Regions from separate parts of the Mus musculus genome. Here all the other regions are linked to region 1. Evidence: chromatin loops called from intact Hi-C (ENCODE). Cell type or tissue: left cerebral cortex. All regions are shown on one strand. Each heading gives the region's core, and the rest is flanking DNA. Links, peaks and the distances in the headings are about the cores only.

Region 1 (5,000 bases), core at 1-5,000:
ATGCCATTTTAAATGGCCCGATGCCAAGGTACTGGCAGTGCAGGCCCGGGTCGTGTTTTCTACTCTGCTCTCCGGAAAGTGTAGCCGTCGCATCACACTGGAGTGCTCGGCTCACTCCAGTGATGAGGAGACTAGACCCCTGCAGGCTCACACCACCCATCCCCTGTCCTCTGCTGTCTCCCTTGCATGTTGACACTTCACTTGGTCCAGATTTCCAGGATCTTCCTGGCAAAATTGTGGGCTGTCTGAGAGGAGCCGGTGGCCTGGAAAAGGAGGTCAGGGAAGTCGGTTGTTATTCCTAGACAGAAGTGGCAGCCACATGTCAATGGCAGGCTTCGCTGTGCTGCTGCCTGCTGCCTTAGGACCTTCTCCCAGGTCAGGCTGAAGCTGGTGATGCCATCCCAGGCTGGTATGTGGTCCAGGGCTCTAGCTGCACCCCCCTCAAGCTGGGGATTTTAAAGTCCTTCTAAGTGCACTGCTCTGATGCTCTGTCCCCTCCCCTTTTCATGGACCACCCCTAGGTGCAGAAGTGTGACCTGTGAGGTTACACTTATTCCTGGGGGTGCATAAGTAAATGGAAATCTTAAAAATAAGACGCCATGCTCTCCTAACTCAGGCTGTCAGACCCTGCTAATGAGGCCGGGCCCCACACCGGTGCCCTGTACCCCAGGGAGCTGAAAGCCTCTGTAAAGGTAGTGCGCAGCCTACAAACCCAGAAACTGCTGCTGGTGGGCTGGCTTCAGGCCTCAGTTTGGAAGGTGCTGTTCTCAGGGCAAGGAGACCCAGGGGGCCTTGTGGCCTGGTTTATGCTGATGTCCTAGGTGACCGTTCCAAGTGGTGCCTCTTTTCTGAAGTCCCAAGATAACGAAATGATGCAGATTATCACTGGCACCTTCTCTCTCCTGTCACAGCACCTCGGCTCTGCTTGTAAGACTCTGCTGCTGAGCCCTTTTGCCTGTTGTTGTCCTTGAGAAGTCTCTGGAAAGGGCAGTGGCGCAAGGGTCCACCCTAGCCTTCAGAACCTTGACTGTTCCTTAGCTGGCCACCAAGCTGAGACGTACGTGTGTGTGTGTACGTGTGTGTGTGTGTGTGTGTGTGTGTGTCCGTGTGTCCATCCCTGTGCCAGAGGAACAGGAGTCATAGGAGGAACTCTACTCACAGCCTAGTTCAGCCCTGAAGACCAGAGAGCCCCAGCACCAGACAGTTGATGCCTGGGATGGAATGAGTGGGATCCAAGAGGCCAGTGCTAAGCCCTATATGGTGACTGGCAGGTGTGCTCCTCTCCTGGAGAATAGCCCACTCCTTCCTGACCCAGAGTATGTCTGGTCTCATCCCACCACTCTTCTCTAAAGCTTGGGAAGGAGCTCACACCCAGGCTGAGCCTCCTCCAAGACTCCCTGGAGTCCTCCCAGCACAGCTCCTGTGGGGGCAACAAGACTCGTGCCCCACCCCCTACTTCCCAGAGGACCCTGGAGTGCAGGGGAGGTTCAGGGAGCAGGAAGCCCTGGTAGGCGCATGTTGCATAACCGAAGGAAAAGTACTTGACGCTGTGGAGGAGAGAGAAGAGAGAAGAGGATCAGAGAGGGAGGAGGGAACGCGCCCCCCCCGCCCCCCCCCATCACAGCAGCAGAACCCACTGTCAGGCTGGAACACCACTCTCACCTGCTATTTTGACTTCTCTTGTTACAATAACTGTCTTGAGTCCCACCTGGCAGACCTTATGGCTGGGCCCTGCTGCCGCTTGAGAGGACCAAGACCTATTCTCAGGCCTTCTCAGACTGGTCCTGTCAGTGGGGAGGGCAGGAGTTTAGTGTGGGGCTGCAGGGCAGAAGCAGCAATCTGTGTAGGTTTGGTGGCAAGGGTGTGAGTATGGCAGGCCTTGACCTTGGAGAGATTGGTGCTGGCTGGTAGGCAGAGTTGGCACCGATAGCCTCGGTGGAGACCAGCCCCCACCCAGCTGGGCTTCCCCCTCTTCTGTCCCTCCAGCTGAGCCTTGTGTGGGGAGATGCTAAGGGAACAGCCTGCTCCAACCCCCTCTGCCGCCCACAGCTCAGCCGCCCACCCACGCTGAGTCAGAGCTCCGCCGAGGTGGCTGTGAGTCAGCTGTGAGCACCCTGGCAGCTCAGGCCTGCCCCCTGCTGGAAGACAGTCGCCTTAGGAAGCGCTTCTGCAACAGCTGCTCCAGGCTGGTGGGAGTTCAGCCTAAGAGGGGTGGGCGCAAGAGATGCACTAGAGAGGCGTCTGCGTATACCTGGGTGTAAATAGACCCTTCCTTGACACTTGGGCAGTTTGATTATCATAGTAAGGTTTAGCTATGAAACCAAGTTCCACACACATTCTTATAGCATAGCTCTGTCCAGTGGTTTCTGTTGGTGTGGATGGCTTCTATCTATTGATTGAGGCTTTCTTTCAAATTGTAAACTACATATAACTGATACAAGTCACTGCCACGGACCACCCCAGCCAAGTATGGGGGTCCCTAGGATGTGGGTTCTCTAGGCAGGTGGATAAGGATTCAGCAGTGACAAACAGAAACAAACACAGAGGCAGGAGCATTCTCTTAGGTTGGTTGGTTTTAAAATGGCAAGATCTCAGGGATTCTAGGTGAGCCTCATTCTCTATATCGCTGAGGAGACCCTCAGGAGTGCTGGGAATGCTGGTGTGCAGCACACACCTCTGTGCCAGGCTGAGGTGGAGCCCAGGGCATCTCCTGTGCTATGCAGGCGCCTACCACTGAGCTATACACTTCCAGTTGGAACGTCTGTCTTCATGGTATGTGTCAGCACATCCACCCATCCCCAAAATCCCTTTATCTTTACAGTTTGTGACTATCCCCACTAAATGTCAACTGCCAAATGTCACCTGATACCACCTTCTCCCTGGTCCCTGTGAAGTTGACATCCCTGGACTCTCTGAATTCCCCTACCCCTCTGTCTTGGCACATTCAGAATAGATAGTCAGGTCTGGAGGTTGCACTGGTCCTGGGCTTTTTGACAAGAACCTTCCTGGGTAGGTTATGTTTCCCCCAGGAAGCTCAAGAGTAGTTGGGACAAGACCGCTGTTGGTGGCCAGAGAAGTACCTGTGACCTCAGGGGCTTCAAAGGGATTGCGTCTTTAGATGGGGCTTGGGGAAAGCAGTGCTCTCAGAATCCTATGGAATCATTTGACCACATATCTCTCTTGAGCCCAGAGTATCTTGAGGATTGAGGGGGCTCCCAAGGCCACCCAGATTGGATGCCCAGGTGAAACCCAGATAACCCAGATGAAAAGGCGAGGGATAGGTCATTTTTCAGTTCATGCTCTATGGTGAAGACCCCTCACCAGGCACATGCTATCCCAGGGATAGTGATCCATATGTCTTTGATGAAGGCCTCTCTTCACCTGCATATGATATTCATGAAACAATCTAAGGCTTGCTCACCTGTTCCGCTCTCCACATCCTCAGTGGTGGGTGCCCATGCTCTCTCTCCAGCAGCAGGCTTCCCTGGGTCTCCTCAGTCAGTATCTCTTGAGACCATTCTATAGCTGCTGGAGCTACGACTCTGAGGCAAAAGAAACTGTAGGTGACAGGAGCCTCAGTAGAGCCAGGGCATGGGAGCGTACTGCAGGAGCCCCCCCCCCTCTTACGCTGACATTTCTATGCTTCATGGAGCTGAAGCCTGGAAGGGATGGCCTGCCACTGGTACCTTTCCTTCCCCTTCTCAGGAAGAAGTCCAAGGAATGCTGGGATTGATGGCACACGCTTGTAATGCCAGCATAACAGGCAGAGACAGGAAGATTACCTCATGCTCAGGGCATAACTAAGACTTATAGTTCAAAGCTAGCCTGCCTACATGGAGGCTCAAAGATAGATTTGTATGGGGACTGGGGGATGGCTCAGTGGATAAAGCACTTGCCATAGAAGTGTAAGGACCATAGTTCTGATCCCTAGCACCCACAAAAATGCCAGATAAAGCATGGCAGCAGGTACCTGTTGTCCCGGCACTTGGGAGGTGGAGACGTCTCCCCAGGGCAAGCTAAGCTCTAGGTTCCATGAGCTCCAGGTTCTGTGGCAGACCCTGCTTCAGTAGAAAGTGACCAAGGAAAGCACCAGTGTTGGTTTTTGGCTCCATGTGCACGCTTCCCGTCTGTTCACAGTGCATGTTTGTAAGCCTGGAGATCCTTCCACCTGGAGATGTCTCCACGGGACAACCTCCTGGGCAGCATGGGCAGGCCTGCAGGGATGGCTGGATAATTTGCCCAAACCCAAGCAGGATCTGCCGTGTGCTCACTGACCTGTTTCCTCTGTATCCTGTCCCCAGTACATCGATGCCATCAGCAATAAGCAGGGCGAGCTGGAGAACTACGTGTCTGACGGCTACAAGACAGCACTCACTGAGGAGCGCAGGAGGTTCTGCTTCCTGGTGGAAAAGCAGTGCGCTGTGGCCAAGAACTCTGCTGCTTACCATTCCAAGGTGAGCTAGGACTGTGGGCTGCTGGGCCTTCCTGCTCGGTGCAGGCGGAAACTAGCTGTTCACAGAGCCAGACTGTCTGTGAGTGTCTGAGCTCCCAGAGTGGCCACTAATAGTGGGACTGCCATCCTTGAACACCTCAGGCTGAGGAACAGAATTCTAGAGGAAGAATTGCCAGGTCAGAGGGCATGACATTTTAAAGGCCTACACTAGAAATTGCTGGATGATTTAGGAGACTGTCTGCTGAGGAGAGTCCAGGCGTGGGCTCTGGGAATTCTTTGGGTTTTTTTGTTTTTTTTCGAGACAGAGTTTCTCTGTATAGCCCTGGCTGTCCTGGAACTCACTCTGTAGACCAGGCTGGCCTCCAACTCAGAAATCTGCCTGCCTCAGCCTCCCAAGTGCTAGGATTAAAGGCGTGCACCACCACGCCCAGCTTGGCTCTGGGAATTCTTAAATCACTGTTGGCTTTTCTGCTCTAGCTGAGGTCTAGACTGATGACATTCTAGGGAGGGAGGAACACAGTCCCCCGGGCTCTGGAAGGGTTGGCTT
Region 2 (6,453 bases), core at 554-5,553, 490 kb before region 1:
CCTGGGTGTATGTTCCCAGCCACTTCAATCCAGATATGCTGACAAGGCCCAGTCCATAGGTGACCCGTCTGCAGAGGCCTGAGGACAGCAGCAGATGGAAGAGGGTGAAGGGTCATGAGGATCTGTGTGTCTTAGTTCAACCATGCTGTCAGAGGAGGGGGCTTCCCACACCCTTCCTTGACACTGGTGCTTTCAGGACAGAGGGCCCATTCACAGTGCAGTCAGTTTGGGCCAAGAGTCTGCGTCTATAGATGAGCGATTGTGGCTGGCTCCCATCCCATCCCCGCCACCGTACTCTCGCCCTTTGCTCCCCTGCAGGCTTCGGGGTGGCCTGCCACCTTGGTGTCCTTACAGAGCTGCCATGCATCGGGGTGGCCAAGAAGCTCCTGCAGGTGGATGGACTGGAGAACAATGCTCTGCACAAGGAGAAGGTGAGAAGGGCTTTGGGACTCCCTGTGACTCAACCAGGTGTGCCTGTGTTAGCCACCTCTTGGGGCACCTCAGCTCCAGCCTGGCCTGCTGGCACACCCTCACGTCACTGGTGTCTTACCCAGAAGCAGACCCACTTTTCCCTGGGCACTGCCTTCCAAGTGCCTCTGGACAGTTCAGAGCAGTGGCTCAGCTCTCATAAGCTTCCTGGGTGCCTCCCACCATGTTTGTCTCCCCTACTTCCTTGCTTCTGTGCCAGGATCACACGCACGCAGGGCCATGTCCTCCAGTCCCCGGGGACAGGGTTTCCAGGTTTCCATATCACACTAGCCACCTTCTTCCCTCCGTGGTGTTCACAGTCAGCCTGCAGACCCTGCTTACTGTCATTGTGACTGTAGTCCTTGCTCTGCCCCCAGTGTACCATTTTCTACCCTAGATCCTCACTTCATCCAGGGGAAGCCATTGACATAATGTTTATCCCACAGAACGAAGTTCCAAGAGACCTGACTGTCTCTTTCCTAGTTCCCAGGAGCCTGTGTAGAGAGTGAGTTATGTGTTGAGCTGGCAGAGTGGACAGACCCAGGTCCGCTCATGGCAGCCTGATCATGGCAGCCTGATGGATAGATGTACTGGCCCTCCCCACCCAGAAGGAAGGGGCTGTGGGTTGACTTGTGCCAAGCCCCTAGCTAGAAAGGAAGCTTTCAGGAGGTGGCAGCTTCAGCCTGGACATGGACTGCTGTGCCCAGTGTCACCTGTGTGCCCTCCACCTGCCTCTTGGGGCCTTGGCAAGCCACAACCCTTTTTCTAAGCCTCAGTTACCAGAGTAGATGGAACTTCATGGCAGCGACCTCAGCACAGTCACCAACATATTCAGTGTGGCCCCTGTGGGGTCTGGGAGGGCACCTTGCATCCCTGCCTAGGCCTTTGAAATGAAATTTGCTGGGCTGGGGCAGTGGCTCAAGACTTAGAGTACATCCTGCTCTTGCAGGGCCCACTCTGGGCTCCCAGCTCCAATGCTGCATAGCTGACGACCATGGTAACTTCAGCTCCCAGCAATCTGATGCCCCAGCTTCTCTGAGCATCTGCCCTCATATCCCCCACAGACATCTACGCATGCCCTGTTCTTAAAGATAATCTTTTAAAGAATCAAGTTTGCCCTTCAGCTGTTTGAGAAGGGGCAGTGGGTTGAGGGATGGCTCCATCAGCAAAGTGCTTATCCTGCGTATAAAGACTTGAGGTTGGTTCCCATTAGCCATGTAAAAAGTGCTGAGCATGGGGGCCGTGCTTGTTATGCCAGCATCAGAACGGCACAAAGGCCTCTTGGTGAGCTCCAGGCCAATGAGACTCCTTCCCGAAGAAGGTGAACGATGCTCCTGAGGATGGTGTATCTAGCCGACCTGCACTTTTGCTTGGGATTTGATTGTTTGTTAGTTTGTGTGAGATGGAGGTCTCACTGTGTAGTCCTGTCTAGCCTCAAACTCACAGAGCTCTGCCCTCTGCCTGTCTGGCGCTGGGACTAAAGGTGTGCACTAGCATTCCTGCGATACATGTTTTTAAAAAGGTATTTTTACAGTTTTTTTCTGTTTCCCAGATTGTGCTCCTGCAGGCCGGAGGAGACACATTTCCTCTGATAGGCAGCTCTGGGACTGTCCTGGGAATGGTGAGTGGCCAGAAAGCTGTGCCTTGCCCAGACTCGGGACCTAGGCCATGCCACAAGGCAGCTCATGCACACGTGCACACGTGCACACATGCACTTTGTGGGGGCTGGACCCTGTTCCCTACATATCCTGCGACCAACCAGGGTATGCTGTGTCACATTCTCCTCTGGCTACCCTCACCCCATGTGCCACCTGAAGATGCCTGAGGGCCAACAGCCCCAGAGTCCTTGCACCCTGTGAACTCCTTCCAGCCCTCCAGGACATCCTCACAGCCTCAGTCCTGAGGCTGGTCCTGCTCCACAGCAACGTTGCCCATCCATGCTTGTCCTCCTTCCACAGGCCCTGAGGAGCCATGACCACAGCACCAAGCCCCTCTATGTCTCTGTGGGCCACAGAATAAGCCTGGAGGTCGCTGTGCGCCTCACCCACCACTGCTGTAGGTTCCGGATCCCAGAACCTATACGCCAGGTATGGGGCTGTGGTGGGAGTGGGAGAGTTGTGTGTGTGTGTGGGGGGGGGGGACTGACATTGCCACCTAGTTGTTTGTCTTTTATTGCTGTGATGAGACACCATGACCAAGGAAATTTTTACAAAGGCACTCATTTCACTGGAGCTGGCTTACAGGTCCAGAGGTTCAGTCTGTTATTATGATGGGAAGCATGGCAGCATCCAGGCAGGCATGGCACTGGAGGAGCTGAGAGAGCTCTACCTCTTGTTCCAAAGGCAGCTGCTTCCAGGCAGTTAGGGTAAGGGTGTAAAGCCCACGCCCACAGTGACACACCTACTCCAACAAGGCCACACCTCCTAATAGTGCCACTCCCTGGGCCAAGCATATACAAACCATCACACAGTCTCACTTGGGGTGGGTCTCTGCAGGCATCTGAGGACAGATCCCCAGGCCCTTGATGAGAGAGCCTGAAAGCAGGACAAGTTGGACGCAACCCTTGGTCAGAGGATCTCACAGGGTCATTCGGTGGCTACATTGAGGAAGCTAGTGCTTGTGCCAGAGACACCAATTGGGACCCCAGGCCATGGCTCTGCCAGACACCTGTTACCTAAGCTGCTGTTCAGGGACCCAGAGGCTCAACACTGATTAACCAGTCATCTCACCCTACAGGAAAGCAGCATGCAACTGAGATCCCAACATGCACCTGTCACGTGGTGGTGCCTGTCCAAACCCTAGGTTGAGAACCCAGGAAAAACCACTCTTTAGAGGAGGCTAGGACAGTCCAGACTCTGGAAAGGCACTATCAAAAGCCCTGGTTCAGGAGGAATTTGATGCATTCGAGCAACTCAGCCACAGCAGGAAGCGTACAGTTCCAGGGCTCACTAGCAAGGGACTTAGAGCAGCTGCTGTCTACATCAGCTGTGGGACAGTTTTTCAGGTCACAACTCCATTCCTTCTGGAGGCTGTGAGGTCTTTGGGAGGTGTGAAGGAAGGGCTACAGGCTGGACTGCCCAGAGCCTGCCTAGGCTCAGCCCTCAGGAGAGCTGCAGGTGCACAGGATGGCCTCCAGGGGGCAGCAGCAGGCAGTGCATCCTGTGATGCTCAGCCCTGCTCCTGGAAAGGCTGCCCAGAGGTAGCCTCTGAGAATGAGTGAGTTCTTGTCATCCCCCAAGGAAGGCCTTCTTTAACTGAGTCCTCATCTGGGGTGTTACTGCTGTTACAGGTGCAGTGGTCTCTCAAGCCCCAGAAGGCCTTTCCCCTTCCATCCTGGCCATCTAATGAGAGCAAGTCAGCGATGCACTCCCTTAGCACCTGCAGCCCAGAGCTGTGCAGCCCCAGACCTGCATTGTTAGCCGTGATGTTTCCCAGAGTTACAGTGGTTTCTGTCCTAGCAAGTAAGGGGGCAGCCTCCTGCAAAGCACCTGGAGTACTGGAATCCAGAGCACACCTGTCACATGTCACAAGAGAGCCTCCCAAACCCTGGGCACATGCAGAGCGAGCACGTGATGGCCTAGCCTGGGAGCCCAGGTTGGCAGGGAGGAAGGGAATAAGGCTCTGTCGGCCCGGCAGGACGGGCTGTGGCTTTTGGCCTATCTTCTTTCCACTGGCCCCTCAGCAGAGCACCCTCCCAACAATTCCACTTCCCCAAAGTTCTCCAAGAAGGGCTTAGTGTCTGTCTTTAGGGTCTTCCTTCCCTCTGCTCTGGTGCAAACCCGGACTCTGGTACAGCCCAGGACATCCCACTGCCCACGGCCCACTTCCCTTAGCTGAAGAGCAGCTGCTGTCTGCAGGATTAGCTATTGCTGTCTGTGAGTCTTGTGATCCCAAAGCTAAGCTAAACCCATCTGAGCCGGGACCAGGGGCTTCCTGAGGCCAGGCTCTTAGAGGTGGAGGAGGGGGGTGCATATTCAGATCTGAGTCCCTCTCTGTGGCTCTACCTGTGGTCCCCAAGCCCTTTTTTATTAGCGTAACTTGTCAACCTTTCTGGAGATGAACAGGTGTCACAGCTGACACCCATCAGAGGGACAGCCAGTGAAAACGAACAGTCTGAGTCAGAGAAGAGGCTGAGCATCCTGGAAAAGCAAGAGGTCAGGTCCCTCAGCCTTCACCTCAACCCCGAGGGTCTCAGCATCTCTCTGCCAACTACACACTGGCGGGGCTGATTCCCCAAAGGACATGATGAGCCTGTGTGGGCTGCCCCTGAAAGAGTGGAATGTGCTTCCAGGCTACTGGGGATGGGAAGACATGCCCAGGGCCTGGCTTACACCTGTGTGTATCCTTCAGGCTGACATCCGCTCTCGAGAGTACATCCGAAGGACTCTAGGGCAGCTTGGGGTGGCTCCTGCACAGAGAAAGGACAGGTGAGTGTGGGAAGGACACCGGCAATGGGTTGTGTATGAATCCATCCTGTCCTTGATGCAGGGTTGTAGCTTAGGGCCACAGAGTGAGGCTGGGCCTGGTAGGGGACATAGGGAGGGGATCCCTCAGAGACTTCAAACATAGTAGGAACTCTCAAGAAACCCCACTCCTTTGGCTCAGCTGGCCCAAGGCCCACCTCCAAACGTGGTTGCTATCCGAGTTAGGGTTTTTGTTGCTGTGAGGAGGCACCATGACCAAAAGCAAGTTGGATTGGAAAGGGTTTGTCTTAACCTTCTGTGTCCTGTTCATCACTGGAGGAAGTCATGACAGGAGCTCAAGCAGCACAGGACCCTGGGGGCAGGAGCTGATGCTGAGGCCATGGAGGGTGCTGCTCACTGGTTTGCTCCTTGTGATTTGCTCAGCCTGCTTCTTATAGAACCCAGGACCACCAGCCCAAGGATGATACTGCCCACAGTGTGCTGAACCCTCCCCCATCGATCACTACACCCACAGTGTGCTGAACCCTCCCCCATCGATCACTACACCCACAGTGTGCTGAACCCTCCCCCATCGATCACTACACCCATAGTGTGCTGGACCCTCCCCCATCAATCACTACACCCACTGTGTGCTGGACCCTCCCCCACAATCACTACTCCCACAGTGTGCTGAACCCTCCCCCATCGATCACTACACCCACAGTGTGCTGAACCCTCCCCCATCGATCACTACACCCACAGTGTGCTGGACCCTCCCCCATCGATCACTACACCCACAGTGTGCTGGACCCTCCCCCACAATCACTACACCCACAGTGTGCTGGACCCTCCCCCATCAATCACTACACCCACTGTGTGCTGGGATACCCCCCCCATCGACCACTACACCCACAGTGTGCTGGACCCTCCCCCATTGATCACTACACCCACTGTGTGCTGGATCCTCCCCCATCAATCACTACACCCACTGTGTGCTGGACCCTTCCCCATTGATCACTAGTTAAGAACATGCTCTGGGGCTGGTGAGATGGCTCAGTGGGTAAGAGCACCCGACTGCTCTTCCGAAGGTCCAGAGTTCAAATCCCAGCAACCACATGGTGGCTCACAACCATCCATAACAAGATCTGACTCCCACTTCTGGAGTGTCTGAAGACAGCTACAGTGTATTTACATATAATAATAAATAAATCTTAAAAAAAAAAAAGAAAAGAACATGCTCTGCTCTAGGGGCTTGCCTGCAGCCTGATCTTAAGGAGGCATCTTCTCCATTGAGGTTCCCTCCTGTCAGATAACTTAAGCTTGTGCCAAGCTGATATAAAACCACCCAGTACAGCTGCCTAGCCTTTTCTGGTCCACTTTATCTGTCCAAAGGTCCAGACCAGGTCTCCCCAGAAAGGGCATGACCTTTGGAGTCAGGCATGGTTCTGTTTACCTCATTCCCTCGAATGCCTGTCTCCCATCACAGAAGTTCAGTCCTTCGAGCTTTGAGGTAGAGCGAGTCTGTTGTCATCAGCAGTCTCCGCTAGGGACACAGGACTGGCATGAGCTCTTTACACAATGT
Region 3 (6,453 bases), core at 1,454-6,453, 79 kb before region 1:
TAGTGGATAGTAAGCCAAGATGGAGGACTAGACCAGGTGTAACCTTCAAAGGCAGTCACCAGCACCCTTCCTCCAACCTAGCTCCACTTTCTAAAGTTCCCACACCCTCCCCAAATTGCACAGCTAGGGAGTATTGTGGGGGACACTTCACATGCAAACCATAACTAGTCCTGACTGGCTTCTTTTCCAGGCTATGTGGCCCCTTTTGGCCTGATGACTGAGTTTCAAGAACAAGCATACAGAGGTCCCAGAAAGGAACTTGTCAGCGTCTGTAACCTGGACACATGGTGGTCCTAATAATTCACTTACTCCCTCCTGAGTCAGCTTTGTATAGCTGGGCTCTGGAAAAACTTCGGGTGAGTGCAAGGTTGAGCTCCGTCAGCAGAGGGCGCTGGAACTGCAGGAAGCCCTGGAGGCAGAAGGGGGCTTCCTCTATGTCTCTTTCCGCCTGAGGGAGGGGGGTCAGAATTTCACTCCCTAGCCCCAGACCTCCTTTTGGGGCCCAGCACCCTCTTTTCTCTAGCACTGCAGTTCCCAGTGGACTCTTTTTACAGATCCTCAGCCTTTTTTGCAGAGTGTTGTTTCTGAGTCTTGTGTCCGGCCAGCACCTCTCCCCGGGTAGTCCTGCAGCTATCCTTCAGCCACACGCTTGGCTCCCCGTGGGGGCACAGCGTTCTCCCAGGCACTCAGCAGCTTCCCAAGGTCTCTTTCTTGGCACTTGCTGCTTATGTGTTCCTTGAGTTCCTGCACGCACACGCTTTGGTGGTTGCAGGTCTCTGGCCCTAGTGTCACAGTTTTCTGCACAGGTGACCAGTACAGCTTCTGGCTCTTTCTGAGACGGTGCATGAGTGTCAGCACAGAAGCAGTTCTACGAGACTGCAGTACAGTCCGACCTTGGCGGTGGGCTTGATTATGCTACTGGGCTTCTTGCTGCGGGATGCTGATGACATGTGGGCGTTGCCTAAGGAAGCTGCTTCCCACTGGCTGGTGATGATAAAGGGCCACTTAACATGGAGTCCAAATAGCTGCAGCAGGGTGACCATAGCAGAGGACCCATCACTGCACTGGGGCATTCACAGCAGTCACCAGGTCCTCAGCTGTAAGAAGGACAGTACTCCTTGACCTCTCTGAGGGGTCACTCCTGTCTCACAGCTATAGGACCAACACCACAGCGGTCAGAGCCTTTGCTCTGATGCATACAAGGTGACTGATGACTCAACTTGTACCTGGCCACAGAATTCCTTCCCATAGGTTAGGATCCTGGTTTGGGGTGTAACACAGTGGTAGAGCACTTGCCTAACACAGAGACCCTGGGTCCTGTCCCTAGCACCGGAGGACGTTGATGGAAAGACAGGAACCCTGAACTCTGGAGAGGACTGGACTTATGACATTGGACCTCCCAAATCACATGACCCCTCTCCAACCAGAGGGGCTTGGCCAAGAGAGCTGGAGACCCATGTTAGGGATCTTTTTATGACCCTGCATGTGGCAGGTTCAGAGGAGTCCGCCTTGAGGACCTCCATGGCCACCTTTTGTTGACATGAGGCCTATAGTTAAATCCTAGGGGTCAGGCACATGTGACATGGCAGATGGCTCGGAATGGGTATTGGGACAGTTCCTCTAAAGGACTAAAGCAAGATGGCTGTCATGGCACCGGCACGCAGAATCTCAGCAATCAGAAGCCTGCAGGTAGAGGGTCGAGAGTTTAAGGCCTGCCTGAAATAAAAAGGAACAAACACAAAAGATTTCATGCTCTAAGAACACACAAGGTTTCTGTCCTCTCCCCCTTTCCTGTCCCAGTCCTCTACCAGTGTGTGCTGGGTCACCATTGCTGTGATGAAACACCATGACCAAAAGCAAGCTGGGAAGGAAAGGGTTTATTGTATTTGGCTTACACTTCCACATGGTCTGTCATCAAAGGAAATCAGGACAGGGACTTAGACAGGAGGCAGGAGCTGATGCAGAGGCCATGGAGGGGTGCTGCTTACTAGCTTGCTCCTCATGGCTTGCTCAGCCTTCTCTCTTATAAAGCTCAGGACCACCAGCCCAGGGATGGCACCAGCCACAATGGGCTGGGCCCTCCCAAGTCAGTCACTAAATAAGAAAAATACCTTACAGCTGGATCTTTTTTGTTTGTTTGTTTTTGTTTTTTTCAAGACAGGGTTTCTCTGTATAGCCCTGGCTGTCCTGGAACTCACTTTGTAGACCAGGCTGGCCTCAAACTCAGAAATCTGCCTGCCTCTGCCTCCCAAGTGCTGGGATTAAAGGTGTGAGCCACCATGCCCGGCTCTACAGCTGGATCTTATGGAAGCATTTTCTCAACTGAGATTCCCTCCTTTCAGGTGACTCTGGCTTATATCAAGTTGACGTAAAATTAGCCATAACAGCCGAGCATGGTGGCAGGCAGATTTCTGAGTTCGAGGCCAGCCTGGTCTACAAAGTGAGTTCCAGGACAGCCAGGGCTATACAGAGAAACCCTGCCTCAAAAAACCAAAATAAATAAATAAATAAATAAGCCATAACAGACACACACACACACACACACACACACACACACACACACACACACACACACACAGAGAGAGAGAGACAGAGAGACAGAGAAAGAGACACAGAGACAGACAGAGAGAGAGAGAAAGAGAGAGAATCCTTTTAAAATACAGAAAACTTACTGGGCATGATGGCTCACATCTTTAATCCCAGCAAAGGGAGGCAAAGGGAAGCAGATCTCTGGGAGTTCAAGGCCAGCTTGGTCTACAGAGTGAGTTCTAGGACAGCCAGGGCTACAGAGAGAGGAAAATATCTTTAAAATAAGTAAGTAAATTTTAAAACCATATTTATTCTTAGCTTGTAGGCTGTATAAAAAGGAGAGGGGAGATCAAACCGGTTTGACTCACGGGCCATAGTTGCCAAATCCTGGCTTACAGACGGAAAGAATTCAGACATTTCCAGCTCTGTATTGGCAGAGAACTAGGAAGAATGTGTGGAAGCGCTTCCAGAGTGTTATGGTAGAAACAGAACCCTCCCTGGGCAATAAATACTCCTAGCTAAATGGTTGCAGCCAGCAAGGCACTGGGTACTGTGGGCTGTTGCTTGACAGACTGGGCCTCAGTTAGTGACTCTGGGATGTCAGGGCATCCTAGCACGGAGTAGACAAGAGTGGACAGAGAAAGTGGGTGATTTCAAGGCCATCTTGGTCTGCATAGCAAGTCCCAAACCAGCCAGAGATACCCTGGACCTGCACAAGACCTCTGTCCCACACCCCTGAACATGCCCTTGGTTAGGGCATGAGAACCACACAGGTCGGAAGCTCCAGCCTTCTAGTAAGTTCTGCCCCAGTACTGCCCTTTATAGTCATGTTGACCACAGGGACAGGGTACCATTACTGCGATTTTATGGGGCCAGTTGGCCCACAGAGCATTGGAGACTAAGATATGACAGCTAACCATCAAAGTCAGTGGCTGAGCCCGATTAGGGCAGCTGACTGTACAGAGAACCCTGGGATAAAGGGTTCCTGGCTAGTTAGAAGGCCCCTTGGAATCAAATCAAAACAAAAAAACCAACCTCTAGAAACTGCTTCTAAGTGACAGAAGGAGCTAGAACCCTAGGTCTGGTAGCCAGAGCCTGCCCCAAGTCCTTACCATGGACTTTACTCTCAGCCTCTCGTGCTGTTCTTAAAACCAAGTCAAGACTGGGAGCCTCTTATGCCTAAGGAGTCACAAGAGCCACTGCTGCGACACCGGAAAGCCCCCTCCATGCCTTCTGCCCTTGTTTACTGAAGGAGTTGGGGGTGGGGGAAGGGAAAATGCAGGCAGTTCAGGAATCAGAAGAAGCTGCCTGCCGAGGGATAGCCACTGGCTTTACTGGATTCATAATGTGTTGAGCCTGAGGCTAAGACTGAGCCCTTCGTTCAGAAAGGTGTAAATGAACAAGAATGCTTAGTAATTGGCCCAGCTGCTTGTACTGTCTGCCTCCCGAAGGGATATTACCCGGATGATTGCCGTGGGGAAGGAGAACTCCCCTCCTAGCAAAGGCATTGAATTCAGGACAGTGGCGCCCTTTTTGGGGCTGTTAGGGTGTAGAGCCCCACTCATGAGTGTCTTGTCCCCGCCCCCTGACTCACCAAGGGCCTACAGAGGGCAGGTGTGATCAGAGAATCCCTGGGGTTAGTGTGTCAGTCCCAGCAACCGGGCTGACTCAACGGTAGCCTAAGGACTGTCCACAGTGAGGAAACTAGGGGACGAAGGTGACAGCGCCGAATGGCAGGTGAACGCTGGTGCACACTTCTCAGCAAGCACTTGTAGGTCCAAAACACTGGGTGTGTGTATGTTCTGCGCCAGCGGGGAGGGGGGCGTCGGCTGGGCGGTTTTGAAAGTCAGGAAGCCTGATTTAGGCTCACTCCTGTGAGGTGCTCTGAATTAATCACAGTCCCATCTGATTAGCTGAAAGGCCGAGGGAGGGCGTTCGCATCGCCTAGTAAGTCCAGCGGTGCGCTGCGCTAGGGACGAAGCTGCTTCGCGTTCTGAGGCGCGTGGCTCCGCGCGGCCGCCGTAGGTCGGGCGGAGTACGGTGGCCGCAGAGCGGCGGCTGCGACGGGTTCGGCCGGCCGGCGCGGGGCCGCCATGGGCAACCTGTTCGGCCGCAAGAAGCAGAGCCGAGTCACCGAACAGGACAGGGCCATCCTGGTGAGGGGCCTACGGCGGGCAGGGGGCCGGGCCCCGTGGGGGAAACTGAGGCGGGAAGCGGAGCGGGCCGCGCTTCCGGTGCCATGGCGCGCCCAGCTGCAGACTCCTGGACCAGCCCCGGCTCGGCCCGGAAAGACCGGGATTGTGTCTCGGGGCTGAGCGCCGATCCGTGAGAGAAGGTGCCAGGAAGGAAGCCTGTGGCCTTGGCCTTGGAATCCCAAGCCATAAGTTATTGAAAGTTCCTAGAAAAAGCCCCCAGATAAAGATCCCGTGGGCGTGGCTTTCACTAAAAGTCTCAGCGTGATTCTTACTGGGAAAGGGTGCTCGTCCCCCATCTCTGCAGCCTCTGTGTGAGCTGGAAGCCCCCGAGACACTCGTGTCTCAGGACACCGCCCTCCATCTCTAAGTAAAACTGTCACAGAGGTGGGTCCTGCGGACAGGACACACCTTGTCTGCTCCTCTGTGGAATTCGGAGGCTCAGGACACCACTGTCAAGCACACATCTGAACAGTCCCAGAGCGCCAGGCACCAGGAAGGAAAGTGCCTAGCTCCAGGTGCTGCTGCTGCCACTGCCTGACCTGCTCAGATTGCTTGGTCTCCAGAGGCACAGTCTGGCCATCCTGCAGCTCCATTTGGTGCCCCTGTCTCCCCAGGCAAGATGCCTGATGCTTTGTAAACAGCTGGCAGAAATAACCACCCGAGAAGAGCATGGGTAGCCTAACTCAAGGTCTCCAAACCTAAAGGGTGGAAATAGTGAGCACTCTCTGTCATGCAGTTGATGCCCACCGTGGGGCAGACCCTGTAGAGGACACTGGGTGAAGGTGGGAGACCCAGAACCACACCCAGGCCCATGCTCAAACACACACACACACACAAAACACGCTAGCAGAGCTCCCCAGCTAGCCTGTTCTCCTAGGTAACCTACAGTCTATGGTGAATGGTTTCTCACTAACTAAACCTTAAAGGTGCCCATGGCCTTCACTTGAAATAGTCTGCCTCAGGGTTTCATTCTGTGTGTGACATGTGCCCAGGGCCTGTACCTGTTCATCATGGCTCCGCCTGAAGGGTCGGCATTTGGACACAGAACAGAAATGGGCTGAACAGGAGGACTGAGCGCACTTGGCTAGTGGCTGGGGAGGGGGAGGCAGAAGATGTCAACTTCAGACCCTTTGTTACATTTGAGCCTCCCAGGGCCTGGTGGCCACAGCAGTGACCCACAGAGTTCAGGCTGATCACAGCCTCATCCTCCTGTGACTGAAGAGGATGAAAGTCTCCTCCTCGGCACAGTGGGCCTTGGCTTGGGGCAGGCCAGTTGCAACTGCATTGTAAGGCTGGGGATGTTTCTGGATGTTGCTCCATATCTTTGGGTGGCAGAGGCCACTGCTGGGCAGGGTTACCTGGCCCTTCCTGACCATGCTGGTGAGCGCCTGGCAGAAGGACCCGCTGACCAGCCTGCACTCTTGCTCTCTCCCCAGCAACTGAAGCAGCAGAGGGACAAACTGAGGCAGTACCAGAAGAGGGTCACGCAGCAGCTGGAGAGGGAGCGGGCCCTGGCCAGGCAGCTGCTGCGGGATGGCAGGAAAGAGTAAGGGGCACTTCCTTCCCCGGGCTAGCATGGTGTGTGTGTGTGTGGGGGGGGTGCTTCCCTGGGGCTGAGCCAGGGCCAACTCTGACACCGTGGCTTTCCCCTGCAGACGAGCCAAGCTGCTGCTCAAGAAGAAGAGGTACCGGGAGCAACTGCTCGATAGGACAGAAAACCAGATCAGCA
Region 4 (6,453 bases), core at 878-5,877, 56 kb before region 1:
AGGTTCAGTTCCCAGGACCCCGTGTGTCTAGAGAATCTAATGCCCTTTTCTGACCTCTGAGGGCACCAGGCACTCTTGTGGTGCACACACATACATGCAAGGGAAATACTCCTATACATAAATTGAACATTTTAAAGACAGTAAAAAACCAAAACTTTATTTGCAAAGCCCTGCAGTGGCCAACAAGTGATAGTGTGTGGGGGGCCTCTGACCTGGCACCACCAGAATCTAACCCATGACATCAGCCCTGGAAGTGTGTGCGGGTGACAGCAGGCACAGACCTGGAACCCATTTGCATCACATTTCTGCTTAAAGAAAGGAAACAGCAGAGAAAAATGGCCGAAGTGGTGATGGAGACTCAGCTGAGGCCAAACTGTGGCAAACTTAAGGCTGCAAGCCCAGCTGGTGAGGAGCCAGAGCCCACAGATGGTGACTCAGACCGTCGCCTAGGAATGAAGCTGCTGTTGTGGCCCAATGTGGCCAGAGGCCCTGGGATCTCACTGCTGCTGGAACTGGGAGGGATGGTGGAAACTCCCTTGGCCCAGCCTGAGCTAGCCACAGGCATTTCCTCCCCTCTAAGTGCCTGCCAGGGGCTCAAAGCCTAGAGCCAATGAGTTCTTGGGAATGACTACCTGAGCCACAACCCTGCAGGAAAGGCACTTCTCGAGGATGCTGGCCCTGCACCCTGCTGCCAGCCCCACGCCCTGTTACTCAGCCTCTGACTGCCACCACCCTTGCTTTTGTGACAAGTGCTTAGAATTAGTTTATACTGTCCTCATTTCAGCTCGAGATCTCAGGGACATTTGACAAGATGAGAGCGGAGACTCTACTGGGCATGGTGGTGCTCATTTTTCATTCCAGCACTGGAGACAGGGATGGGTGGATCTCTGAATTCGAAGCCAGCCTGGTCTACATAGCAAGTTCCAGGATAGCCAGGGCTACACAGAGACCAGGTCTCAAACACACACACAACTTTCTGCTGGGCCAGTGGTGGGAGGCCTTGAGTCTGACTGGGACTCCAATGGTAGGAGGGAATGAACTTGGGCAAGCTGCCCTCTGACCTCACTAGTGTGGGAGTCCCCCAAGGCAGGACAGCCTAAGATCCCTTGCTTACAGGGACAATGACGTGTGGGAGGCTCTGTGCAGGATGTGGTGAGAGCAGCAACCCCAGGTTAGCAAGGGCTACGGAGGGAGGGTGGTAGTGGGGTATGAAGGTGCTGGTCCTCAGAGCAGAGCAGCGCAGAGCAGAGCAGGGTTAGCTTCTGTGGCTCTTCAACAAGCCCGTTCTTGCCAGGTACAGCAGGCATAGTTGCTACCTATGGGAAGGAGGTGTGTACTACCCCATCATCAGGCCTGTAACTGGGGACACCCACCCTGCCCAGGGTCACTGTTCCCCTTCCAGCACCCTGTGAGTGAGGCTCAGCTACTCCACCCCTCAGTCCTGGGGTGCTGTCAGCTGCAGGGAATGGCCCTGTCCGTGCCTGGGCTCTCACAGGTGTCTGTAAGGAGCAGGTGGGGACTTTCCCTCACCTCACTCATGTGTCTGTGTCAGTGGGCATCTGTCATGCTTCATCAAGAGTGAAGATTGCGAGCTGTGGCCAGGTGCAAGCCGGTTGTCTCCGGGCACCCACAATCTCCTTCCCACATAGCTCTCTGGGGTAGAGGCTGTGGCTCTTTTTTAAAAAGAGAAGACTCTTGGCCAGTTCCAAGAGGTCAGCAGGGACGTATATATGTATAATCAAAGCAGAATGGACCTAGTGGGTTATTATGTGTGTGCATATGTTTATGTACACATTAAATATGTAACAATGGTGATTAAAGGTCATGAATGTGGGGGGAGGAGTTGAGTTGGAAGGAGCAAGAATTAGGGGTCATGTATGTTCAGTGTTCATGTATGTATGTGTTAGGAGTCATGTATGTTTAGTGTTCACGTGTGAAGTTCTCAATGGAATAAAATCAGTCGTCATCATCATCATCATCGTCATGGACAACAGAGACCCAGGAAGGAAGGGGCTGACAGACTCCTCATCAGCCACCAGGGAAACCAGAACTAAACTCAGCAGCTGTCACATGCTCACCAGGCTGGCTATGGTTGAAATTAACAGGGGGAAAGGCGTGTTGAGGAGGAGCTAGGGAAGCTGGCAGCCTCCTGGATCCCTAAAGAGAGTGTAAGATGGCAGCCAGCTCCTTGCAAGTTCAGTTCTGGGCTGAGCATGTGGCTCAGCGAGACAGTGTTTGTCTCCGCCTCACAGCAAACTTTCAAGCCCAGAACTCCCGCTCCTAGCAACGGGAGGATGAAGAAGTTCAACCACACCGTAAGTTTGAGGCCAGTTTGGGCTACATGAGAGCCTCTTAAAAAAAAAAAAAAAAAACAAGAGGAACAAACCAATCCAACAAAATCCAAAACAGCAACAACAAAACACCCAGGGGAAAAAGAAAAAAAAAGACTTTGAAGTTGGTAGGCAGATGTCGCTGGGTGCTATGAAGACATCATGAAGCAGTATTTCCCAGGAGCACGGGCCTTATAGATGCACGAGCTGCCCCTATGTCCCCTCTCCAGGCAGCTACCGGCTTCCTCTGTCTCCTCTACCTGAAGGGAGGAGTTTTCCCTTTCCTCGGGAGACAGGGCATGCTATTGCTGCATTTCTCCCTTCCTAGGTACAGCCTGGTCTCACAAACCACACAACCCTGCACTCCCCTGCTGGCCCTTCGCCTCCTGCTGTGCGCACCTCTACTTCTGCCAGCCACCCTCACCTGTCCAGTGGCAGGGCTTCTTTCTTGGATGTGCCACCAGGGGGCAGTGAAGGGAACCCTCAGAAAGATGAAGCCAGACTCAGGCAAGGGTCCCAGAAGTGGCAGTCTATTGTAAGAGCCAAGGCCTGAGGGGGGCCTAGGAAAAGGCAGCCAAGCTGGACCCCCAGGAGCCAGGCGCTGGACCTCCCGGGTTAACAGCAGCAGTGGATGCAGTGCCCCGACCTGTCTGAGGAAACTGCCGGGTACCACCGCTTAATCCCAGTGTCCTGGAACTGTCCTGCCTAAGTGTCTGAGCATGGGGTTTTCTCCTTAGGATGTCTTGGAGCCCAGGAAGGCAGGAAAAACACCAGAGTCCCACACCAGCAGCTCCAAGGCTCAGAAAGCCAACTCCTCAGGCTGTGCACAAAGAATTTCGTTAGCTCCTGCAGAAAAACAAAAAAGACAAAAAACAAAACAAACAAAACCCCCCTGCAGCTTGGGGTGAGAGTCGACAGCAGAACCGAGGTGCTTGGCATCTCCGGGGTTCTGCCAGCAGTGGTTGGAGTGACATTTGGAAAGGTTGTACAGCCGACCTTTGGTTGGATAGGGGGTGAAATGTCTCGCATATTCTTTTAGAGTCATGGTTTCCAGGCAGGGACGGGGGCTAGGGTGGGGGACAGATAGTTTCCTACACTACTCTACAAACATCTCTGTCTCTCAACCTTGAGAGAAGTGAGCCTGCTGGAGAAATGACATTCCCAACTTAGCACTCCACCAGTTTTCCTCACAGTCATCTTCCTGTCTGACCAGACGTGCCAGGCTCACTGTCCCGGCTCTTCTTCACGCTCTCCATGTTAGAAAGGCCCTGCCTGGCAGGCCTTGCAGGTGGCTCTGGGTGGAAGCGGCACCCTTCCTTTTCTCTGCCTGGTGGGGAAGAGGCAGAGGCTGGTGTGGGAATCTGGCCAGTGCCTTAGGCAGTCCTGCTGCTTCCTTCCAGGTGCAGGCATTCCTCCTGGAACTGGCTCTACCTCAGCTCTTGACCAGTTCCCTCAAAATCATTCCTCACCAAAGCCCTTCCCCACACTCCAGGGGAGCTGTGGAAGGGCAGAAGGGCAGATGGTAGTTGTGCAATGGGGTGCAGCCCTGGTGCCTCTGGAGCACTCACCATGCCAGGGAGTCTTCTGGGTCCCACCGTGAGGGGACAGAGTCCCACTGTGTGTGCCCTGACACAGGCACTGTCTGCCTGAGGGCAGCCCAGTGTTGTGTCAACACACCAGCAAGCCCTAGCCAGGAAGTCCCTTCTAGGTGGACTTGATTCCCCAGAGAGCAGGAAGACACTGTATGTGGCTTTTATGGGTTAAGAGGAGCTCTGAAAACCCAAGAGCCAGTTGGGGGATTGGCACTGGGGTCCTAGATACCTGGGCCACACTAGGTCCCGTTGTAGGACTGTGGACGCGATGAGCCAGTCCTGTCCCGGTCTGCCCCTTCTGCAGCACCAGGAAGCTCCACACAGCTTCCCCTGTTTACATGGAAACACCAGGCATGTCCCGGGGACCTCCTGTGCTCTGGGCTGACACAACAGGACTGCTGTAAGGAGACCCTAGCCAGTCGTTCAAGCTTCCCTAAACTTTGCGCCATGCTTGGGGGAAGGGAATGCGGGAGGAGGGGGTAAGATTCGCAGCAAGACGATTTCAGATTTCAGAGTTGAAGACAAGATTTCAAAATCTGGCTTTAAATAAACACGGAATTAAAAAGAGAGAGAGCGCACACGGAGCCTCCAGCAGCCTAAATTAGCAGCAGTCAGCCCCGAGCAGGGAAGCCATCTGTGAGCATGTGGAGCAGTATGTACATGTCTGGGCTTCTCACTCTGGCAGGACCAGCTGGAGATGGGGGTGTGGTGGGGAAGGACCCGGTGGAACACACCAGGGCTCAGGGCTGGGTGTCTTTTGACTCCAGAGTCTGGAAAACTATTTCCTCTGCCGCAACCTGAAAACGCCTTTAGACACCTTTAAGGCAACTTAATTGAAGAGGCAGAGCAATAAGAGAGGAAAGGGACAGGAAAGCACCCGCAGTGAGCAGGAAGCTGAGTGACCACTTTGGCCTATGGAGGGCACTCTGCGGAGCGAATGGGCACAGGCGGGACTGCCTGTGCCTAGGCTGCTGCTGCCATCAGAGCTGTCACCACAGACCGTCGGTCATGCTCTGATGACAGATACCTCTGTTCAGTTCTCTTATTCACTTAAGGCACAACCCTACGAGCTGGGTGTGTACAGAGGCATGGGTGTGCCTGCCATGGGGTGGGCTTTCCTTGTTGCCAAGGGCACCGGATCTCAGAACTTAAGTTTGGTGTTGTGCAGGCCGCACCCCGCCCCTCCCTGCCCATTGTCCTGCCTCAGTCCACCCATTGTCCTCTGAATTCACTTGGCCCACTGCAGAAGGATTCGGTGCAAAGGGCCCCCCCCCACTGCAGCCTGTCACCTGCCCAAGTTATTTAAGTCTGCATTGTCAGTTAATATATTCTAATAGGCAAGTGGGTGACCGAGCTGGCAGACGCAGGATGACGCTGAAATGTAACAAGAGGAGAGGCACCCAAGGAAACTTGGAGGCTTGTTTGCGCCCCTGAGCTCACCCCCGCGCTACCTCCCACAGGCACCTGGAGTCACGCCTGTGTGATGTGCAGATTACATAAGGGGGATGGCTGCTGGGGAGGCTAACCCCCTACAGCGGGGCGGCAGGGCAGCGTGGGGAGGTCACATCTCCCACACCTCAGCAGAATGGCTCTGACTTCCTGGGCCTGCCTAGAGGGAGGGAAGCCACAGCTGGGAATGGGACGTTGTAGGCCCTGTGGCTGAGAAGACAGAGGCGGGGCCAGGAAACACTCTGGAAAGCCACAAGACTGTGTTCACACTTCATCCTCCAGCCAAGCGAGCGCACCAGGAAGGGTACCCCACCAAGAGAGTGTCCACCTTTCCTTTCTGCCACACTGTAGGTTTGAGAGGGAACAGAAGACGCCAGAACCAGAAATGGTCAGGTGAGCAGGGCTGATCTGTTCCCCCACAGCAGCAAGTAGGACCCACGTGGTGGCGGCTATGGAGAAGCTAGCTCCGAACCATGTCAGGTTAAGGGTAAACCTGAGGTGCAGTCTGGGAGGAGGAGCGGAAGGAAGCACCCACATCTGGGACAGCAGGAGAGAGGAACAGCTCGCTAGACCTCAGCTCTAGCAGGCAGCAGCACAGCAGCAGCACTGGCCCAGCTATGCAGCTATGCAGGGCCAGCTCCCAGCACCCTCTGACCTGCAGCCCGGGGCCCGCAAGCTCCTCTGCTCCACATTTCCTCATCAGAGCAAAGATCCTCCACGTCCTTTTCTTTCTCCTCTTTGAAGTGGTCCCAGGAATCAAAGCCCAGGGTCTTGGGTACCCTAAGTCTTCCCCTGAGCCCACCCAGCCCCAGCTGTTAGCCTGTTGTCTTAGTGATGCATTTACCACAGTTCGGGAGCCAGTGCTGACAGATCATTAACTAAAGTCCACAGTTCACTCAGGGTTCTCCAGATTTTACCTAGTGTCCTCTTTCTGTGCAGGATCCAGAGGGACTCCAGGGGACCTTCAGTCTTCCTGTCTCCAGGCTCCTCTGTGCTGCTGCCTCTGCCTTCAGCCATGATGGGGACATGGCAGCATGCGGAGCACTCTGGTGGGGGAGGAGGGGTCTACTGTACTGTCCCTG
Region 5 (6,453 bases), core at 764-5,763, 480 kb before region 1:
ACTCTCCCTCCTCCCTCCCTCTGGTATCTTTAGTTGCTATGTCGCAAGCTGTCTGAGGATACCACTTTGAAGTGTCTGCTCCACCTCCCCAGACTTTGGCTGACAGCAGCCCTGTGTGTCATCATCGTAACTTCTTGAGACCCTGGGGAAGAGCCCCTAGCCCATCTGCTTCCAGTCTTCTGTCCCTCAGAAGCCACACGCCATAGTCTTTGACCTGAGGTAATTTGTTTGCCAAAGAGCTAAGTGACACACACACATTCTTCCCCCCAGACCAACCCATCTCCGTTGCCTTTGCTGACGCACCACCACAGGTCGCCGAGGGTAGCCCTCCTAAGCTTGGGTGGGGGTTTTCCGTCTTGACCTTGAGGTTCATTCAGGTCTGCACCCTATACGATTCTCCATCTCAACAAAGTGTCTGTTTTAATCCTGCATTAGACCCTTTAAGCTGTGTGCCCGTCCTTTCTACCCCAGAAGCCAGTGCTCCTGATGGTCTTGTGGCTCAGTGGTAGAGCACTTGCTTAGCATGAATTTGATCCCCTCGTCCTTGCCTACACCACCAAAACAGTTGAGATACAGAAACATCATTTTGGGTGCTTGTGGTGTCCTGTAACGTTAGCTAGTTTCCCCTGTCAATTATGTGGAGCGAGGCCACCCTAGTTGATCAGCTTTTACAACGATCACAAAACACTGGAGAGAACCGTGTTAAAGGAAAGAGAGGTTTATTTTGGCTCATGGCCAAGGGTCGCTCTGGAGCCTGAGGGGAGGCAGCATGCCTTACTTAGTCAGGAGCCACGATTGGTCTTGTGACAGCCAGAAAGCAAGGGAGTGAGGAAACGGGGTCCTGTGGTCCCCTACAGGATTATATCTCAAAGGTCTCACCTAAACCTCACCTCATAGAGGTCTTCCACCTTCCCAGAGTGCCAGAGAACGGGCAGGAAGCCTTCCACACCTGGGTCCCTCAGATGGTTCAGATCCAAAGGGCTGCTGTTCTGGGGGCTGAAGCTGAGGCTGGGGCCCAGTGATGGGGTAGGGGACTGTGCAGTCTGAGACTCTGTTGCCCCCTTTGGCTTTCATGCCCTAGGGCCCTGGCACAGGAGCAGGCACAGCAGCTTATGGTCTCCTCTCCCTCTAGGTTAGTGGGTCACAACCTGTGTGTGGGGGTGGGGGGGCACATGACCATGTCACATGAATGGCATATTGGATATTCTGAATATGATATATTTTCATTATGATTCATAACAGTAGCAAAATTACAGTTATAAAGCAGCAATGGAGATAATTTTATGGTTGGGAGTCACCGTAATTTGAGGAACAGTGTTAAAGTGTTAAGGAGGCTGAGAATCACTGCTCTAGGTGATCCTTGGTCCCTCTGATGCTCCTCCAAAGGGAACCAGGAGGAACAGTGGACTGGAGCCATGCAGAGTCACCCTGGTTTCAGTCAGACCCTCAGATGCAAGCTAAGCAAAGCAGAAGTGGGTCCTCAGGACTTCATGCAGCTTGGTCTCTGAGGTCCTAGGAAAAAGCCATGCTACCTCCTAGACATCCTCTTCCTCCGCTGACAAGGAACAGTATGATTAAGGCTCCATTATTAACTTGCCAATCTTATTTCTGGGGCACAGCCGCTAACAGCTTAGGGGACCCACTTGGCATATAACGAGGTCTCCATGACAAATTACTTGGCTATCAATTAACTATCTGGGGAAATGTCATGCAGGATCCGTCATGCTGGCAGGGGAGAGAGAGCCAATTAACCTGGAGCAGTCAGTCCAATCCATACTCAGCCTCCAGCAGGGCTGGAAATGAGGCGAAGGAGCCTGCAGGGGCCCACAGTGGGCAGAACCTTCCCACCACCCCAGACGGACACAGGCTCCGTTCCTTCGTTCATAACATGGTCACTGGTCATGTGGCCGAAAAGGTCTCGGCTGAGGGGACCAATGGTTGGGTTAGACCATCTCTGGGAGGGATAACTGCACTGCCAGTGTCCATTGCTTAACATGTGACCGCAGGAAGCAAAGGGTCACCCACATCCTCAAGGTAAAGGGGACAAACGGCAGAGCTGTGAGATAAAGGGGTGGATGGACCCCAGAAACACAGCGCTGGCGACAGAGAAGCAGAGAACAGCCAGGATACTGCCTACGGACAGGTTACAGCACACTTGGCACATGGGACCATTGGCAGCACACTGGCAGCTACCGGCAGAATCCTGGCAACCTTCAAGGCTCTGGGATGCTCTGAGTCTTTCTGGAGTGACCCACTGCACCTCTAGCTAAATTTGACTGCCTCCCTTGCTCTGGCAGGTGCAGGCTTGGCCCTGACTCCTGAAGGCCAGGGCGGGTGTCCTGGGAGTAGGACAGAGTCATCCCGGACGAAGTGCGCGACCCCCTCAGCTGGCATTATAAGCCACAAAGATGGAGGGCTCTGGTGACTCTGGGCCATTACTGCCTGTACCTTTGGAGATCTGGCTTTGCTTTTAGAAAGGCCCTCTGGGTGCTAGGGGTGCCCACTCAGAACAGCAGCCCAGACCCTGACCCACCACACCCTTCGGCTTTGTCCGCGCCACTCAGCCAACCAGTGATTGGCAGCTGCCACTGCCCCGCCCCCAAACCTCATGCCTATTCATGACACTGACATATGGCACCTCCGTGGGGGGCTGAAGGGATCTGCTAGTTGAGAGAGTGCAGCTTGTCCCCATTCGAGCCCTGCTGAAGCAAAACAAATGCAAGATGCGAGGGGAGCAGAGGCGGCCCGGAGGCGTGTGCGCGCCTGTCGGTGAGCCTGTGTCTGCACACTCGCCCTGCAGGGACGCTGCGAGGGGGATGCAGGGTGAACCGGGGAGGATGGAAGGACTGGGCCTTCAGAGCCTCCTGGTTCTCCGCCGTGGGGTCCTGAGGAATCTGGCTGTCTGCCCATTGCCCCAGGCAGGCTTACACAATGAATTTTCCTCTCTTACACTGAGCACTGGGCTACAGACCGTGGGGCTATACCAGAGGTCTATATCAGAGGTCTGCAGCCCCAACAGAAGCAGATCTTTGGGAATGACAGTTCTAGCATCAGTCCAGAGGACTCCAGGCTCAACCCGAGTCTTGTCTTTTTATCTTTTCATTGTGTACTGGGATAGTGTCTCCCTTTGTTGCCCATGGCCGGGAACTCCTGCCTCCGCTCCCAATTACAGGTGTGTACCACCATGCTTTGGAGGTGCTGTGGCCCACAGAGGTCCTGTCTCACGTCTGGCTCCTCTTCCATTACCCTCTTCCTGAGGCTGAAGAAGTAGGTTTGGCTTTCAGACATCCTTGGCAGGGATGAGGCTAAGGGCTCTTTTTCCCAGTCTAGGCCTGGAAACCAACTTGGTATGTATATCCTAGAAATGCCATTGGATCCAGGACCTGCCTGTCCTCACTGTGCAAAAAAACGCCTCTGGCCACAGCCCCTGCCCTGATGGGACGGGCCCAGGTTGATTGGGCACTGGGCCGACTATGTTTCAGGCACCGCTGTGCATTGAGGCATCTGCTGCCACCATCTCCGGGCAGATGGCTTCCAGTGAGCTAAGTGTGTGCGGGGGAAGGGGTGCCATAGGAACCCCTTCCCGCAGGGAGCTTGGGGGCGGGAGAGGCAGGCACCCGCTAGAGCGAGCAGGGAGCAGACCACATCTGAAGGAGAGGCTGGGACCACACGAGTTCTGAGTGGGGTAAAGCCAATGAGTTTGTGGAGTCCCTGCCCATCCTCGGAAGAGAGGTGAGGTATCTCATGGAGCAGGGTTAGCCTTTCCCAGCAAACCTGGCTGGGTGGTCTTGGGTGACTTCTTTCTTTCAGGTTCCCAATGCCTGACAGAAAACCATCCTCAGACATCTGCCAGCTCCCAAACTTGAAGCTTCAGTAGGATGAGGGTGTCACCAGCACACAGACACTTGTCTGTTAGGGGGTGGTACAGTGAAGACACACTGGCACACCCTACCAGGCTCACCCAAGGCTCCCTGAGGGCTAGTCTTTGTGCTGTGTTAGTTGAGGTCACGGTGCTGGGCAGGGTTCTTTACCAACTGTCCCTAGCCACACCGGCAGCAACTGGAACCACAGGGGCGAGGGGCTGCCCAGTCTTCTGGCCAGGACACTAGCTGGGGTCAGAAATCCACTTCTCTCCCGGCTATCCCCAAAGCCATGTCTACTGCACTCAGGACTTACAGAAGAGCCAGGAACCTCAGTTCTCAAGGAAGAGGTAAACAGAATCCATCCTGGAGAGTTATGGTAAGGCAGGTCCTCCAGGGGCATTACGGAGGAACTGTGGGAAAGTTGTCAAGGAAAGAGCAGGGCGCCAGCCAGCAGCCTTGCCAGCGTGTCCATCAGGTGCCCCAGGTCCGAAGGCCTGCAGCCAGAGCTTGTGTGCTTGAGGCGGCTCTCTTCATTCCTACAACCACCTTGTAATGGTTTATGTCTGTTACCTCTAAGACTGGGCTGAGGCAAGACTGAGGAGGTCTGGGTGGCACCTGGGCCCGAGCTTCCCGATGCAAGGCGGGGGTGGGGAGCTGGTCTGCCCCATGCCATCCCTAGCATGTGGACCTGTGAAGACTCTGTGTTCTATAGAGATGCTGACTAGTACCTCAGACGTCCAGAGAGGGCAGCATGTGGGCCTCCCCTTCCTCCCCTTCCCTCTAGGCCTAAGGAGGCTGCTCCTAGCTGGCCGAATACTCTCCCGCTCATACCAAATGCCTCCTCCTGCCATGACTCAGCCCGGCTGTTACTCAGCCTCCCTTCTGCTGGCAGCTGCCTTTTGTTTTTTGGATTTGAGTTTGTTTGGGGGTTTTGTTTTGTTTCTCCCCCCTTCCCCCAAGTGTAATACTGGCACTGAGCCAAGGCAGGGTGTCTCTCACAGCTCTGGCCTCTGCCTATGCAGGATCAGGAGTGGCTCTCCGGGTCACGAAGGCTAAAGGCAGAAAATGGTCAAACCCTGGGTCTAGTCATCTGGGCACTAGGGACTTGGTCACCTCCAGAGAAAATTCAGGCCCCACCCCAGTCCCACCATTGGTTCAGCCAGATTCTACAGTTTCTGGGGTATCCATCCATCCAAAACCAGCCTTCCCAGTCCATAGCAGAATGGACAGATGAGAGATGAGGCGCTGTGACCCTAGGATCCAACATGCCCTCGATGTCGTAGTGTGAATATCCAGAGATCAGAGGCTCTCTTGGAAAAGGAAAGGCCCAAAGTTCCAGCTTTCATAGAGCAAACGGTGTGTCCTGGAGAGTTGTCATGCCCATGGCTGCCCTGGGGAGCTAATGAAGGCAGCCTAGCCCCAAGGTTTCTCTGTCCTTAGGAGGCACCATGCCAGGCAAGGTGGCCCTGACAGGGATGATTCTGTCCTGGGACTGGGCCCACAAACAGAATGGACAGACAAGAGATGAGGCACTTGAGCTAGAGACCCAGTCTCTTGAAGTGGGATTGGCATCTCCTTTAAGGGTGACGGCCACTAGGTGAGGCGGGAGCAGTGAGAAATGACATCACATTTCTGTTTCGACTCTGAATCTGGAAGGTTCACCGAGGAGAGCATTTGCATTTAGGAAGGAGGGACTGGCTTGAACCTGAGGGAACTTGAAGAGGAGAAGGGATTTGCAATGGGTATCAAGAGACTTGCTGCTGCTCTTGTGGCCTCAGAGAATGGCCTGCTGGGAGGAGGGCTGAAAGACTTTTGCCTCCTGGACAGAGATCCAAGGTTTCAAGGTGCAGAAAGAGCTAGAGCCCTGGTGAATGGTGCCTTTGTGGTACCTCATGGGAGAGTTAGGTAACGGCAAACTGACATGGGGGTTCAGATAACCATGGGAGACAGTTCCACAGTGGAATAAGCCAGCTCTGCCCAGCCCAAACCTTTCTTGCCACCTGCAGTGTCTTCCCAGCCCTTCCCTCCTCTGCTACTCTGTGTCCATGTCTCATGCAAGGGGTTGGATGGCAGCCTCAGAAAGATGTATCTGCCTAGAACTGGGGCCTTACACAGATAAGAGTTCACAGATGCCACCAACTTACATGCCTCAAATACATGTTTCCCATCCATGGGCATGGACCCAGTCAGTGTTCCACATTTGCTGACCTTAAAAACCAGGGCACTCTGCCCCATTGCTTCAGTGATGGTCTGATAGGTGGGTAGCCAAGCAGTGGGGCCAATTCAGCAAACCCCACTGTAGCTGCAAGGAAGTCAGGGAAGAAGGGTTCCCATACATGCCTACTGAAGAAAGACAAGACCATTCGCTATCAAAGTAGCTGCCACCTTCTCAAAAAAAGGAGAAAAGATGCCAGGTGTAATGTACCCAGTTTTAGTCTCGGCACTCAGAGGCAGATGCGGGTGATCTCTGTGAATTCAGAGTTGGCCTGGTCTATGTGGTGAGACCCTGTCTCAAAAATAGGGGGGGGGAGATTTGAGAGCAACACAGAGGCCCTGGGAAGGAAGGCAGGGGCTGCACTGGAACCCATAC

The links. Hi-C counts contacts between places; a loop is a spot of excess contacts. Peaks named below come from ENCODE experiments on the same cell type or tissue, not always from the same donor. Only the 100,000 strongest peaks of a DNase experiment are listed, where the experiment ranks them.
Region 2: a loop joins it to region 1, with 4 times the contacts of the local background. A loop is called at or near these places in 12 of 42 quality-filtered maps.
Region 3: it touches region 1 in a loop (5-fold over the local background); 30 of 42 quality-filtered maps call a loop at or near these places.
Region 4: it touches region 1 in a loop (5-fold over the local background); 29 of 42 quality-filtered maps call a loop at or near these places.
Region 5: a loop joins it to region 1, with 3 times the contacts of the local background. A loop is called at or near these places in 8 of 42 quality-filtered maps.

What each region holds. Positions count from the first base shown.
Region 1 is chr11:119,989,395-119,994,394 of GRCm38, forward strand. Baiap2 (brain-specific angiogenesis inhibitor 1-associated protein 2) reads left to right here. Exons shown (of 14, transcript NM_130862.4): 7 at 4,302-4,454. Among named protein-coding and RNA genes, the nearest start is that of Mir3065, 23 kb to the right of the region's middle. In left cerebral cortex, for the core only: CTCF peaks have their summits at 2,135 (motif pointing left) and 2,342; DNase peaks (open chromatin) are centred at 1,463 and 2,056; H3K27ac peaks cover 3,553 bases.
Region 2 is chr11:119,500,273-119,506,725 of GRCm38, forward strand. Endov (endonuclease V) reads left to right here. Exons shown (of 9, transcript NM_001164636.1): 5 at 319-431; 6 at 2,021-2,089; 7 at 2,427-2,555; 8 at 4,819-4,895. Among named protein-coding and RNA genes, the nearest start is that of Endov, 12 kb to the left of the region's middle. In left cerebral cortex, for the core only: a CTCF peak has its summit at 3,592 (motif pointing right); a DNase peak (open chromatin) is centred at 3,610.
Region 3 is chr11:119,909,253-119,915,705 of GRCm38, forward strand. Chmp6 (charged multivesicular body protein 6) reads left to right here and starts at 4,558. Exons shown (of 8, transcript NM_001085498.2): 1 at 4,558-4,685; 2 at 6,161-6,270; 3 at 6,380-6,453. The coding sequence starts at 4,623. It overlaps Gm39485 (a long non-coding RNA gene), which reads right to left and starts at 4,560. Exons shown (of 3, transcript XR_003949830.1): 1 at 4,124-4,560; 2 at 1-1,716. In left cerebral cortex, for the core only: a CTCF peak has its summit at 4,463; DNase peaks (open chromatin) are centred at 2,973 and 4,511; H3K4me3 peaks cover 1,690 bases; H3K27ac peaks cover 2,056 bases.
Region 4 is chr11:119,932,874-119,939,326 of GRCm38, forward strand. It overlaps Gm11767 (a long non-coding RNA gene), which reads right to left. Exons shown (of 5, transcript XR_001780400.2): 3 at 6,289-6,417; 4 at 2,755-4,252; 5 at 137-1,316. Among named protein-coding and RNA genes, the nearest start is that of Baiap2, 7.0 kb to the right of the region's middle. In left cerebral cortex, for the core only: a CTCF peak has its summit at 2,784 (motif pointing right); DNase peaks (open chromatin) are centred at 2,130, 2,803, 3,700, 4,581 and 1 more place; H3K4me3 peaks cover 1,123 bases; H3K27ac peaks cover 3,864 bases.
Region 5 is chr11:119,512,504-119,518,956 of GRCm38, forward strand. No RefSeq gene overlaps it. Among named protein-coding and RNA genes, the nearest start is that of Gm39484, 7.4 kb to the right of the region's middle. In left cerebral cortex, for the core only: CTCF peaks have their summits at 2,770 and 4,603; DNase peaks (open chromatin) are centred at 2,700, 3,573 and 4,697; H3K27ac peaks cover 4,141 bases.